Regions from separate parts of the Homo sapiens genome. Here regions 1, 2 and 3 are each linked to region 4. A link is a contact called in ENCODE Hi-C or POLR2A ChIA-PET data. All regions are on one chromosome and are shown on one strand. Each heading gives the region's core, a stretch centred on a gene start or an enhancer-like site at or near the end of the contact. The rest is flanking DNA. Distances are from core to core; before and after follow the strand shown.

Evidence for each region. Hi-C counts contacts between places; a loop is a spot of excess contacts on that map. ChIA-PET counts read pairs that join two places held with the same protein, here RNA polymerase II (POLR2A). Pooled maps may share reads with other maps.
Region 1: a pooled map shows a loop between it and region 4 (13-fold over the local background). The contact joins two enhancer-like sites. A Hi-C loop is called at or near these places in 1 of 168 maps with a recorded cell type or tissue (HL-60/S4) and 10 of 50 pooled maps. POLR2A ChIA-PET finds 5 or more read pairs at or near these places in 4 of 52 experiments (AG04450, CD4-positive, alpha-beta T cell, GM12878 and 1 more).
Region 2: a pooled map shows a loop between it and region 4 (10-fold over the local background). The contact joins two enhancer-like sites. A Hi-C loop is called at or near these places in 1 of 37 single-sample maps with no recorded cell type and 4 of 50 pooled maps. POLR2A ChIA-PET finds 5 or more read pairs at or near these places in 1 of 52 experiments (OCI-LY7).
Region 3: a map with no recorded cell type shows a loop between it and region 4 (10-fold over the local background). The contact joins two enhancer-like sites. A Hi-C loop is called at or near these places in 7 of 37 single-sample maps with no recorded cell type and 4 of 50 pooled maps. POLR2A ChIA-PET finds 5 or more read pairs at or near these places in 1 of 52 experiments (K562).

Annotation. Positions count from the first base shown.
Region 1 is chr7:76,010,009-76,013,469 of GRCh38, forward strand. All of the region lies in intron 5 of STYXL1 (serine/threonine/tyrosine interacting like 1), which reads right to left. Among named protein-coding and RNA genes, the nearest start is that of TMEM120A, 17 kb to the left of the region's middle. Within about 2 kb of position 1,678, at least 9 of the 41 ENCODE cell types and tissues checked have a DNase peak (open chromatin) inside an H3K27ac peak, as active enhancers do.
Region 2 is chr7:75,594,835-75,598,281 of GRCh38, forward strand. All of the region lies in intron 2 of HIP1 (huntingtin interacting protein 1), which reads right to left. Among named protein-coding and RNA genes, the nearest start is that of SPDYE5, 100 kb to the left of the region's middle. RefSeq lists enhancers at 97-1,044, 1,959-2,098. Within about 2 kb of position 2,102, at least 3 of the 41 ENCODE cell types and tissues checked have a DNase peak (open chromatin) inside an H3K27ac peak, as active enhancers do.
Region 3 is chr7:75,661,686-75,665,489 of GRCh38, forward strand. The region is part of intron 1 of HIP1 (huntingtin interacting protein 1); the gene reads right to left. Among named protein-coding and RNA genes, the nearest start is that of HIP1, 75 kb to the right of the region's middle. Within about 2 kb of position 1,251, at least 4 of the 41 ENCODE cell types and tissues checked have a DNase peak (open chromatin) inside an H3K27ac peak, as active enhancers do.
Region 4 is chr7:75,841,597-75,845,143 of GRCh38, forward strand. No RefSeq gene overlaps it. Among named protein-coding and RNA genes, the nearest start is that of CCL24, 30 kb to the left of the region's middle. RefSeq lists an enhancer at 1,337-1,556. Within about 2 kb of position 1,384, at least 13 of the 41 ENCODE cell types and tissues checked have a DNase peak (open chromatin) inside an H3K27ac peak, as active enhancers do.

The sequences.
Region 1 (3,461 bases), core at 428-2,927, 170 kb after region 4:
TTTAAATATGTGCAGTTCATCATGTCAATTACACCTTACTAAAGCTTCAGAAATGAGGAGGTGGCAGTGATGAGTTATCAGCAGCGTAGGGTTTGCAGAGAAGAAATTAATCTCTCTGCACCCTGCAAAGCCAGGGTGCTCCTCCAAGAGCAAGGAGGAGCAAGGAGGAGTTCCAATCAAGATAAGACTTGATTCAGATTTGAGGCTGGAACATTAAACTGCCCTGGCTTATACTAGACTGATTGTCTTTACTTCCTTTATTTAACTGACTGTACACCTGTTGAGCTGAAATTCACAGTGCTGTTATCTCAGTGGAAGAAAGGGATGTCTTTGGGAGCCAGGCATGCATACCCTGGATCTGGGAACATGTCTGACCTCAGGCATGAGTCCCTGCCTTCTACGATTCCGGTGAAGGAATGTGGGCATGCGGGGCAGGGGACGGGTCATGGGCTTCCAAGTTAAGGGGAGGAAGTTGGAGGAGATGCCTGGCAGGGGTTGAAGGGAGTCACCACTGGCTGCGTTCTCTGGGAGATCCTCAGCCCCAGAAGGAGCCAGGGTGAGGCTGAGCTGGGTCCCGAGAAACCCAGCAGCAGAGGCTACCAGCAGCTCACACAGCCAGACGGGGCCAGAGAGCAGGCACTTTCCCACCACTAACACGCAGCCAGGCACACAGACAGGTCCACTCTGGGCCCTACTGCCAAAGGTACTCTGCCCAGAAGAGGGGAAGAGAGCAGCTGTCCTTAAAGCTAACCCCCATCCCTCCCTACTTTGAGTGCCCCCAGCAAACCCTAGGCTGCCCAGCTCTAGGGCATGGGAAGAGATGAGACTTGATTCAGATTTGAGGTTGGAACATTAAACCGCCCTAGCTTCTACTAGACTGTCTTTTTACTTCCTTTAACATTATTTCAAAACTATACACTAGTTGGCCAGGTGTGGTGGTTCATGCCTATAATTCCAGTACTTTGAGAGGCCAAGGCAGGAGGATTGCTTAAGGTCAGGAGTTTTGGACCAGCCTGGGGAACATAGCAAGACCCTGTATCTGCAAAAAATTTTAAAACTTAGCTGACTGTGGTGGCATGCATCTGTAGTCCCACCTACTCAAGAGGCTGAGGCTGGAGGATACCAAGCCCAGGAGGTGGAGGCTGCAGTGAGCTATGATTGCACCACTGCACTCCAGCCTGGGCAACAGAGTGAGACCCTGTCTCTAAAACGTATATATCGCCCAACTTCAAACATTAACAACTCATTGGCCAATTTTGTTTCCTCTATACCCTCACTGCCTTCTCACCTCACCCCAGATTATTTGAAAGGAAATTCCAGACATCACGTCATTTCACCCGTAAATATTTTGTTCTGTATTTCTAAAAGATAAGGACTTGTACTTTATAATAACCATAACAATGTCACTACAACCTTCGAAAAGCAACAATTCCTAAACACAGTCAAACATCCTGTGAATAGTCACATTTGCCCAGTCATTCTATACTATGATTTCGATTGAAGTTTTTTGTAACCAAAAGTGGCCAGAAAGTATGGAATCTGCTCACGATGTTGCTAAGGGCAGGAAGGGGAACACAGCTGAAGGCAACTGTTAGAAAAAGTTAAAACCACTTTCTGTTTACATTCCATTGTGTTCAGACGCTTCAATAAGCCAGACATCTGTACACGGCACTCTCCAGGGACCAGGCCCTGCCTGCAAATCTCTGCATAGTCTGGTGCTAGCCTTAGACAACTCCACCCAGTTCTCTTCCTCGAAATCTCCTCCTCCGTCAGATTTGGCTCTGGGAAGCTCAAGTGCCCCTTCTCTGGGCTCCAGATACCCGGGGCGTCCCTTGACACAGTCCAGCTTCCAGCCACTGCCTCCCCTACAGACAGGACCAGTCATCAGCAGAAACTGGAATCTCAAAATTGTTTTGTTTTGACAAAACTGACCATGAGTTGACAATGTTTGGAGCTAGGTGATGGACAAAGGGGTTTAATATCTGATTCTCTTTTTGTATTAAAAAATAGGCTGAGTGCAGTGGCTCACGCCTCTAATCCCAGCACTTTGGGAGGCTGAGGCAGGTGGATCACTTGAGGTCAGGAGCTGGAGACCAGCCTGACCAACATGGTGAAACCCTGTCTCTACTAAAAAAGAATTATAATAGAGATGGGGGTCTCACTATACTGCCCAGGCTGGTCTTGAACTCCTGAGATCAAGCAATCCTCCTGCCTTGGCCTCCCAGAGTGCTAAAACTACAGGTGTGAGTCGCCACACCTGGCTGATTTTCTTTTTGTTTTTTTTGGAGACAGGGTCTTGCTTCGTCAACCAGGCTGGAGTACAGTGGCATGGCAACGGCTCACTGCAGCCTCGACCTCCTGGGCTCAAGCAATCCACCCATCTCTTTTCTAAATTATTTTTTTGAGCCAGGGTCTCACTCTGTCACACAGGCTGGAGTGCAGTGGTGTGATCTCGGCTCCCTGCAACCTCCTCCTCCTGGGTTCAAGTAATTCTCCTGCCTCACCCTCCTGAGTAACTGGGACTACAAGACAGGTGGGCCACTATGCCCGGTGAATTTCTGTATTTTTGGTAGTCAGGGTTTTGCCATGTTGCTTAGGCTGGGCTCAAACTCCTGAGCTCAAGTGATCCATCCAGCTTGGCCTCCAAAAGTGCTGGGATTATAGGCGTGAGCCACCACAGCCAGCTCCATTTATTGATTTTTTTGTAGAGACAAGGTCTCACTATATTGCTCAGGCCGGTCTCAAAGTACTGAGCTAAAGCAATCCTCCTGCCTTGGCCTCCCCAAGTGCTAGGCTTATAGGCGTGAGCCACCGTGCCTGACCAATCCTTCCCACTTTTGTGTATTTTTGTATCCTCTGGATCCAGCTAGGATTTGTGGAATCAGACAGCCAAGAAAAAAGAGGTGGTCTCGAGCCGCCATGCCCCTGCCTTTCTGACCTTGGTATCGGTCCACCATCCAGCCTGCCCTCTGAATGGGTCCACCTTTGCTCACTGTTTCAACCCGACAGCCATCAGTTCCTTATAAAGAACTGTGGCCGGGCAGGATGGCTCACGCCTGTGATCCCAGCACTTTGGAAAGCCGAGGCAGGTGGATCACTTGAGGTCAGGAGATCGAGACCATCCTGGCTAACAGGGTGAAACCCTGTCTCTACTAAAAATACAAAAAATTAGCCGGGCGTGCTGGTGGGCGCCTGTAGTCCCACCTACTTGGGAGGCCGAGGCAGGAGAATGGCGTGAACCTGGGAGGCAGAGCTTGCAGTGAGCCAAGATGGCACCACTGCACTCCAGCCTGGGCGACAGAGCGAGACTCCGTCTCAAAAAAAAAAAAAAAAAAGTGGAGGAGATGGGGGAGACTGGGCTGCAGACATGAACTTAGGGCTGCCAGGAGTCCAGATCTAGTTTTTTTTTTGTTTGTTTTTGTTTTTGTTTTTGTTTGAGACAGTCTTACTCTGTCATCCAG
Region 2 (3,447 bases), core at 852-3,351, 250 kb before region 4:
GTCATTAGTGAGCTCTTTTTGGAGTGAGGAGAGAATTTCCACTTTTGTAATTGTGTGCTTCAACAAGATTCACAGACCCAGTAACTGGGCACTGTCAGTTGTTAGGACAACTCTGTGCCCGGAACTTTAGGCTTTACTCAGCAAGGCTAGGTCGCAAGTGCACTGTCATTTAGGGCAGAAGGACTCATCTCAGGTAGGAAACTAAATGACTCACCCAGAGCACATGTTATTTTGCTTCTGAACTGGAAGATACCATAAAGCTCCTTTCCTCGATGACATCTTCATTTAGAGAGGGGTGGGCTTAAACAGATGTTTGGGTCTGGAAGCTAAAATCAGCTTTTGGTGTAGGAGTCCTTTCTTTCTTTCTTTCTTTCTTTCTTTCTTTCTTTCTTTCTTTCTTTCTTTCTTTCTTTCTTTCTTCCTTCCTTCCTTCCTTCCTTCCTTCCTTCCTTTCTTTCTTTCTCTCTCTCCCTTCCTTCCTTCCCTCCCTCTCTCTCTCGTTCGTTCTTTCTTTCTATTTTTTTTTTAGACAGGGTCTCGCTCTGTTGCCCAGGCTGGAGTGCAGTGGCACAATCTTGGCTCACTGCAACCTCCACCTCCCAGGTTCAAGTGATTCTCGTGCCTCAGCCTCCCAAGTAGCTGGGATCACAGGCACCCGCCACCATGCCCGGCTAATTTTTGTTTTTTTTAGTAGAGACGGGGTTTCACCATGATGCTCAGGCTGGTCTCGAACTCCTGGCCTCAAGAGATCCACCCACCTTGGCCTCCCAAAGTTCTGGGATTACAGGTGTGAGCCACTGTGCCTGGCCTTGGTGTAGGAGCGATTTCTGAAATAATTCAGAAATAATGCCTTTCTGGCATTCTTTCACATATAAGCATTTTTATGCCCCAAGTATGTGTCAAAGCCTGTAAAATCCATTCAGGGAGAAAAAAAAGAAAATAAGAAAAATAAGACTCAGTCCCCAGCCCTCCAGGAGTGAATACCAAGGTGGCGGGCCAACCTGTTCACCATTTAGGCATCTGTGATAAATGTGTAAGCAGCATTTCTGAAGTCAGACTTCCTAATGCTTATTCAGTTTGTATCTAAGGCAGCTGATAAAAGACCTGATAATAGATAAATGCGCTGGGCATGGTGGCTCACGCCTGTAATTGCAGCACTTTGGGAGGCCCAGCGGGAGGACTGCTTGAGCCTAGCTAGGAGTTCAAGACCAGCCTGGGCCACAGTGAGACCCCATCTCTATAAAAAATTAGCCAGGCATGATGGCATGTGCCTATAGTCCCAGCTACTCAGGAGGCTGAGGTGGGAGGATCACTTGAGCCTAAAAGTTGGAGGCTGCAGTGAGCCTCCAACTGATTGTGTCACTGCACTCCAGCCTGGGTGACAGTGCATGACCCTGCCTCAAAAAAAAAAAAAAAAAAAAAAGCTTTGGGATATCTTTAATTAGGCATTTCAAACCCTACTGTATGGAGTTGATTTTTCAACATTTATTCACCATTTAGAAATTATGAATCAGAGACTCATAGAATGTTAGGGCTGGACTGTTAAATCTTTGAAATCTTTTTCTTTTTGAAACAGAGTTTTGCTCTTGTTGCCCAGGCTGGAGTACAGTGGTACGATCTCGGCTCACTGCAACCTCTGCCTCCCAGGTTCAAGTGATTCTCCTGCCACAGCCTCCCAAGTAGCTGGGATTACAGGTACCTGCCACCACACCTGGCTAATTTTTGTTTTTTCAGTAGGACGGGGTTTTACCATGTTGGCCAGGCTGGTCTCGAACTCCTGACCTCAGGTCATCCATCCGCCTCCACCTTCCAAAGTGCTGGGATTATAGGCATGAGCCACCACACCTGGCCTGAAATCTTCTTTGTCCAACCTTTGATTGAACAGAAAGTGACCTAAGACTCATGGAGGCCCCACTCAAGGTCCCAGAGTGAGCCCGAGAGTTCCAGTGGCAGAATGTCAGAATCTCCTTGCAGGGCCCCTTCCCTCCTCCCAGGGAGCCTCCCGGCAGCATGTGACCTGACCCTGCCGCTGCAGGCCTGGCCTCTCTGCACCCATGTCTTGTCCTGAACAGCACACTGCCTGATGATAACTGTCTCTCCCTTACTCATATCTTTTATCAGATTGATCACAAATTATTCGTAGGTAAGGGTCAGGGCTGAGTCATTTCCTCTGAGAAAATCCACTGGGCCGTTTAAAATAAAGGCTTTTCTTGGTTTGCTTTGAATCATCGCAAGGGTACCAAACGTGATGCAGGAAACCAAGGGGCCTGTGTCTTTCTGGGGAAAAAAAGAGCAAGATCTAGCTAGGCTCGCACAGGGCTGGACTTCTGGGTTACCCCAGAGAGGTTCTGCAGCCGCCATCCTAATTCCAGCCAAAGCATCTTCCCACTAAAGGCAAGCTGCTTTCCCTCTAGCAAACAGCAGTTCATATATCACACTAAGCAATGCTGGGCTTCTCTGGCTATCTAACCTGGAGGGTCGCCTCTAGGGGTTGAGGCTAGAAGGCTTCGGGACAAGCTGCTCTGGCTTGCCTGGCTGTGACACAGTAACCAAGAGCCCAGGTGAGGAGAAGCTTCCCACTGCAGACAGAAGTCCAGCCTCTGAGGCTGGGTGCGGCCTCCGAAGTTGGGCGCGGTGGCTCATGCCTGTAATTCCAGCACTTTGGGAGGCCAAGGCAGGAGGATTGCTTGAGCTCAGGAGTTTGAAACCAGCCTGAGCAACATGGCAAAACCCCGTCTCTACTAAAAATACAAAAATTAGCTAGGGGTAGTGATACACACCTGTGGTCCCAGCTACTTGGGAGGTTGAGGCAGGTGGATCTCTTGAGCCTGGAAGGCGGAGGTTGCGGTGAGCTGAGATCATGCCACTGCACTCCAGCCTAGGCGACAGAGCAAGACTCTGTCTCAAAAAAAAAAAAAAAAAAGTCCCAACTCTGCTTGCCCGGAACTCCACCTTGCTCTGGCCCAGCACACAGAGAGTTAAAAGCTTAGCCACCCCCCTGGCAGACTCTCTCCTTCAGCCTTTGGGGATTAAGCGCTCCAGTTCCTGGATTCTGCAACTCAAAGGCAGATTCCTAGGGATTCATCAGCCAGCATGGTCCTGCACCTCTCTACAAAGCCACAGGCTGCTCCTGGGTGTGGTGGGCTTACAGAGGGCTTTCAAGTCACCCATTCCCTAATCCACTTCAAGGCTCTTGTCTTCTTCCCCCTGGCATAGGTTGAACCTGTTCACGAAGGTAGAGAGCCCCTGCCTCAGTTTAAGGCCAACCAACCTCTGAAGCTAAGACTTTCTTTTTTTCGGCCAGGCATGGTGGCTCATGCCTGTGATCTCAGCACTTTAGGAGGCTGAGGCCAGGCGTTCAAGGCCAGCCTGGCCAACATGGCAAAACCCCGGTCCTACTAAAATTACAAAAATTAGCCGGGTGTGGTGGCACACGCCTGTCATCCC
Region 3 (3,804 bases), core at 1-2,500, 180 kb before region 4:
GCAGGGAATGGGGAGCAAAAGGTGCTACAAGTGCTGTTAGGTCCTGATGTCATCTTGGGGGCAGCTACAGCAGAGTAACGCAGGCCTAAGTCCAAATGTGTGCCTTGGAGCCACTGGGGGAGGATGGGCAGTGGGAGGTGGTGAGAGGGATTTCTCTTTGGGAAAGGCTGGTGGTGAAGGGCAGGGAGTCACAGGAAGTTCCCCAAGAGTGTGGAAAAATCCAGAGGAGGCAATCAGGCTTTTAAGGATGGAGAAGATTTGCATATGGTGGGAGGCAGAAGGAACGGAGTGAAGAGGAAGCGCAATGGGAGAGAGATGGATGAGTGGACAGGGTCTCTGAGGAGGGGTGGACTGGAGAGTGGGTGCGTGAGTGAGCCACAAGGGGTGAAGGTGGAGGGGAGGGAGGAGGGGAAGGAGGGGGCGTAGCTGGCGATGTCATGGGGGATGAAATCAGAGATGATGAGGAGGCTCACACTGGAGGGTCTCCACTATTTTTGTTTGTTTGTTTGTTTGTTTGAGACAGGTTCTTGTTCTGTCACCCAGGATGGACCACAGTGGTGCGATCACAGCACATGGCAGCCTGGAACTCCTGGGCTCCAGTAACCCTCCCACCCCAGCCTCCCGAGTAGCTGGGAGTACAGACCTGCACCACCACGCCCAGCTATTTTATTTGGTAAAGATGAGGTCTTGCTATGTTGTCCTAGCTGGTCTCAAACTCCTGGTCTCAAGCAATCCTCCTACCTGGGACTCCCCCAGTGCTCAGACTACAAGTGTGAGCCACCATGCCTGGCTGGAAAGAGGCTTTTATTTATTTTATTTTATTAACTAATTTATTTTTGAGACAGCGTCTCGCTCTGTCGCCCAGGCTGGAGTGCAGTTGCGTGATCTCAGCTCACTGCAACCTCCCTCTCCCAGGTTCAAGTGACTCTCCTGCCTCAACTTCCCTAGAAGCTGGGATTACAGGCACACACTACCATGCCTGGCTAATTTCTGTATTTTTAGTAGAGACGGGATTTCACCATGTTGGTCAGTCTTGTCTCGAACTCCTGACCTCAAATGATCCATCCTCCTCAGCCTCCTGGAGTGAGCCACGGTGCCTGGCCTGGAAAGAGGTTTTTAAAGGTTAGAGGACACGAGGGCCTGTTTTTAAGCTGAGAGGAGGAATAATTATTGAAGATATGAAAGAGAATGGGGACAGGGACAGAGCAAGTTCTCAGAGGACACCAGCACAGGTGGCTAAGATCCGAGCTGCTTCCTGCAGCGTCACCACACCGGCGACCCATGCTGAGGCTTCCTCAATGAAAATCCCCACCTTTTTTCTACATGAACTGCTGCAAGCCACAGTTGCCCATCTGATATTTGCATGCCTGTGAGTTTCAGATGTAACTACAAGAATTTACACTTATCCTAATTACGTTTCATAAACTGTCTTTATGATCATCTGTTCTGGTACAACGACCAAGAAAACATTCAGTGGGTGGTTTGGCAAGTTCTGTTTTGAATCAGCTGTGCACCAGGTGTGTGCCAGGCCAGTAGGAAGATCCCGGACAGCGTCTTTGCTCTCCAGATGTCTGTAGTGTAAGTGGGAAGGAAAACTCAAAGACAGATCATTTAAACAAATATAATGTCCAGACCAGGAGGGGTGGCGTACACCTATAGTCCCAGCTACTCAGGAGGCTGAGGTGGGAGGATCGCTGGAACCTAGGCAGTCAAGGCTGCAGTGAGCTATGATTGCACCACTGCACTCCAGCCTGGGTGACAGAGTGTGTCATCCTGGCGGCACTGCTCCTACCCCTACAGCAGGCGAGGCGGACTGATGTAGGAGGCAGATGGTCAATTCAGGGTGTTTGCCAGGGGACAGGAGCAGATCTGAGTTTTTGATGCATCACTGACCTCTGTGCAGGGACAGCTCTGAGGATGGCCAGGGTGGAGACTGGGATCAGTGAAGAGGGTACTGCCAGTTCTGGGTGTACTAGATGAGTCCTGACCATGAGCAGTGAAAATAGGAAAGAGATGAGAGAACAGAGCCGCCAGGGAGTATTTAGGAGGTAAAACCCAGCAGGAGACGGGAATGGAAGGGAGTGGGAGGGGAGTGGAGTAGTGAGTGATAATTTGACTTCTAGTTTTCTGACTCAGCTAATCAGTAGAGCAACGGTCCTGCTAAGGCAAGATTACAGGGGATCAGAACACAGGGAGGTGTCAGCCTCTAGCAGGGGAACAGCTACCTTCCATTATTTTATGTATGTGTGTATATATATATATACACATATATGTGTATATATATATACACATATATGTGTATATATATACACATATATGTGTATATATATACACATATATGTGTATATATATACACATATATGTGTATATACACATATATGTGTATATACACACACATATACACACATATGTGCATACATACATGTATGCATATATGCACACACATGTGTGTACATACATACATGTATGTGTGTATATTTACATACATATATGTACATACATATATACACACATATACATATGTATATATACATATATTGTGTGTGTATACATACACATACTATATACACACATATATGTATACATACATATATACACACATATATGTATGTATATATGTATGTATATGTATACATACACATGCATATATATGTGTGTATGTATACGTATACATACATATATACACATACATATGTGTATGTATACGTATACATACATATATACACATACATATGTGTGTGTATACATATACATACATATATACACATACATATGTGTGTGTGTATACGTATACACACATATATACACATACATATATATGTATGTGTATGTATACGTATACATACATATATACACATACATATATATGTATGTGTATGTATACGTATACATACATATATATATGTATAGGGAGAGAGAGAGAGAGAGAGAGACAGGCAGACGGACAGACAAAGTCTTGCTCCATTGCTCCATTGCCCAGGCTGGAGTGCAGTAGTACAATCTCGGCTCACTGCAACCTCTGCCTCCCAGGTTCAAGCAATTCTCATGCCTCAGCTTCCTGAGTAGCTGGGATTACAAGCATGCACCACCACGTCCGACTAATTTTTGTATTTTTAGTAGGGTTGGGATTTCACCATATTGGCCAGGCTGGTCTTGAACTCCTGGCCTCAAGTGATCTGCCTGCCTTGGCCTCCCAAAGTGCTGGGATTACGGGCGTGAGCCATCATGCCCAGTCCAGATACTTTCCATTTCAACAGAGGGAAAGAAGAGACTAATTTGGGCTCAAATACACTGAGATGTCTGGTTGGCTGGGTTTGGTGGTTCGCACCTGTAATCCTAGCTCTTTGGGAGGCCAAGGTGTTCGAAACCAGCCTGGGAAATATAGTGAATATAGTGAGACCCTGTTTCTACAAAAAAAATTTAAAAATTAGAAAGGCATGGAGGTGCACACATATAGTCCCAGCTAGTCAGGGGGTTGAGGGAGGAGGATTGTTTGAGGCCAGGAGTTGGAGGCTACAGTGAGCTATGATCAAGCCACTGCACTCCAGCCTGGGTGACAGAGCAAGACCCTATCTCTATAAAAAAATAAGAACAATTAAAACAAAATAAAGGTCTGGCTGCAGGAAGCAGAGGGCATTTCCATCTGATAAATTTGATTTTCTGTGTGAAATTAGGAGGGATGGAGTTGTAGCTTGGAGGGGCAGGAAGGTTTGAGGTAGTATCTGTGGAGAGAACCACGTGGGGCACAAAAGGGCCACTGAGCAGTGTTGAAGGTCCAGTGGGATGTGGAGGCCATCCTGTCTT
Region 4 (3,547 bases), core at 134-2,633:
ATGAGACCTACCTGCTTTGTGGAGGGTCATCGTCTTTATTCAAAGTCTGCTGATTTAAATGTTCATCACAGCCAGGCACGGTGGCTCACGTTTGTAATCCCAGCACTTTGGGAGGCCGAGGCAGGAGGATCGCTTTGAGTTCAGGAGTTTGAGACCAGCCTGGGCAATATAGCGAGACCCTGTCTCTACAAAAAAAATAAAATAAAGCCAGGCGTGGTGGTGTGAGCCTGTAGTCCCAGCTACTTGGGAGGCTTAAGTGGGAGGATCACTTGAGTCTGGAAGGTTGAGGCTGCAGTGAGCTATGATCGCACCACTGCACTCCAGCCTGGGCGACAGAGCAAGACTCTGTCTCTAAAATAAAAATTAAAAAAGTTAATCATGTCTGAAAATTACCTTCATAGTAGCACCTAGACTGGTGTTAGCATCTAAACTGATGTCTAGACAGGCACCTTAGCATAGCCAAATTGTCAGAAAATTAGCTACAACATAGATCTTTTGTCTGTGCCTCAAAATCCAGGTTTAGCAGCCCTGGGGAGAGAAAAAGCTTTTGTTTTGTCTTTGAGACCCACCTCCCCAAGCTTCTTTTTTTTTTTTTTTTTTTGACACTGAGTCTCAGTCTGTCACCTAGGCTGGAGTGCTATAGTACGATCTTGGCTCACTGCAACCTCTGCCTCCCGGGTTCAAGCGATTCTCGTGCCTCAGCCTCCCAAGTAGCTGGGACCACAGGTGTGTGCCACCACACCCGGCTAATTTTTTTTTGTAATTTTAGTAGAGAAAGGGTTTTGCCATGTTGGCCAGGCTGGCCTTGGACTCCTGACCTCAAGTGATCAGCAGACCTTGGTGTCCCAAAGTTCTGGGATTATAGGTATTAGCCACCGCGCCCAGCCTTTTCATTTTTTTTTTTTTTTCTGTCTCCGAAGACTGGCCTCTTTCCAGGATGACTTTCAGTGAAATTTCCACTCCTTTCAGGGGAAACACAACTCCCACCCACACTGATAACAGACATTTCCTTCTTGCTGCATCAGGATGATGAGAATTGAAGTCTGGTTTAACCCTGTCCTTAACCTTCCCTGGGGCCCTGGATGGGTAGTTCTGTAGCTCCCGGCCTCTTGCTGACCACTGGACCAAAATACACAGAAGAATCCTATACAAGGTAAGCATTTGACGGATACCTCTTAGGTGGCCTCAGCTTTAGGAAGCTTTATTGGATCCAAAAATAGCTTTATTTCCCCAGGCCAGCCTCCCCACATACCTTGCCTCCAGCTTAGTGTCACAGTGCCTGTATCTCTGTGCGAAGAGTGATATTGGGGTGTTTGCAGGCTGGACTCAGAGCTGAAAGTCTCCCTGCCAAGTAGTGAGCATTTCACTATTCACGGAGGTGCCCCAGGGGCCAGCAGAGAGATTTCCAGAACAGGAAACACCCCCGCAGAAGTGGAGATCAACAGTAACAACAATGTATATTTCTAAACAGAACAGTGACTCATATTAAACATCTGTTTCACAATAGGGCCTTATATGCAAAACAACCCTAAGTATAGAAGGAGCCAAGAAACCAAAGAATGAGGCAGACAAATCCAGTTTGTCATCACGGGGTGTTTCACTGGGGGAACTATGGACAGAAGCATCGTCTTGGATGGCCACAAGGCAGGTAGATCTCCATGCTGTTACATCCCAGACTCAGGAACTATATACCATAAGGAAAGAATGCACATGCTCCAGAAGGAATGTGTAGGAATTTGCTTAAGGGCAGGATTTACAGTAAGTAGGAGTTCATCAAGGTTGATTTGATCCAAGTGTTACCAGAAAGGGGTCCCGATCCAGACCCCAACAGAGGGTTCTTGGATCTCGCGCCAGAAAGAATTCAGGGCAAGTTCATAAAGTAAAAGCAAGTTTATTAGGAAAGTAACGTGGTGAAGGACACAGCTACTCCACAGACAGGTTAGGAAGAGGAGGAATGTGTCCACCCTGGAGACAATACTTGTTTATATATAGCATAAGAAAAGATTATGGGGAGATGTGTTCTGCTACAAGGGTTTGTGATAAAGGATTAATTTTCTTACTGTATTTCGCAAGAATCGAAATTATCGTAGGAACGCTTCTGTTGTCAAGATATCGGGATATCAGGACACTCCTAAGTCTGGGTCTGTTTAGTAAACATTGTCAATCTGTTCCCTTAACTGTAAACATCTGGAGGCTAGGAATACCTCACTTTCTGGGAGTGCGGCCCAGCAAGCCCCAGCCTCATTTTTCTTAGCCCTCACTCAAGATGGAGTCACTCTGGTTCTAACGCCTCTGGCATAAGGGCAGGATTAATGGTAAGTATGCGCTTTTATATAAGGAATGATAGATAAACTGGAAATCTTAGAGGCATTCTTGGAACCAGGGTTAATCAGAAGCCTAGCTTCCAAGATGGAGTTATTTCAGCCTCCACAACATCTCTTCAGATAGATGGGACTTCACAGATTTCCCCAAGAATCACGGATAGAATTGGTTTGACAAGTGTGTGATTACATAGACCACTTTATGGCTCCCATAGAGGCTGGCATGATGGTTTACGCCTACAACCCCAGCACTTTGGGAGGCTGAGGCAGGAGGATTGATTGAACCCAGGAGTTCGAGACCAGCCTGGGCAACATAGGAGACCCTGTCTTTATTTTGTTTGTTTGTTTGTTTTGTGTTTTTTGAGACAATCTCACTCTCACTGCCAGACTGGAGTGCAGTGGCACAATCAGCTCATTGCAGCCTCGACCTCCTGGTCTCAAGCAATCGTCCTACCTCAGCCTCCTGAGTGGTGGGGACTACAGGTGCTTATCACCACACATGGCTAATTTAAAAAAAGAAAATTTGGAGCTGGGTTTGGTGGCTCACTCCCGTAATCCCAATACTTTGGGAGGCAGGCTAAGGCAGGTGGATCACCTGAGGTCGGAAGTTCAAGACCAGCCTGGCCAACATGGTGAAACCCCATCTCTACTGAAAATACAAAAATTAGCTGGGCATGGTGCTGTGCACCTGTAATCCCAGCTTCTCAGAAAGCTGAGGCAGGAGAATCACTTGAACCCGGAAGGTGGAGGTCGCAGTGAGCCGAGATCATGCCATTGCACTCCAGCCTCAGTGACAGAGTGAGACTCTGTATCAAAAAAAAAAAACAGAAAAAAAAAACTGTAGACAGGGTTTTACCATGTTGCCCAAGCTGCTCTCAAAGTCTTGAGCTCAAGCAATTCACCCGTCTCAGCTTCCCAAAGTGCTGGGATTACAAGTATGTGCCACTGTGCCTGACCTAAACAAAAGTTTATATATATGTATATATACACACACACATATATATGTGTGTGTATATATATGTATGTGTGTGTCTATATATATATATATATATGTATGTATGTATCTCAAAGAAATATATTTGTGGGTAAAATACTTTGATTTCTTTCAGGGCCTGCTATCTGTCATGCTGGTATCTCATTGCTAAAGAGTGTGTTTTGTCCATCTTAAGGTTTCTCTTTTCATGTTCATGCTTGTTGGCTATACCTGAATTTCAAAGGGAGGTGGG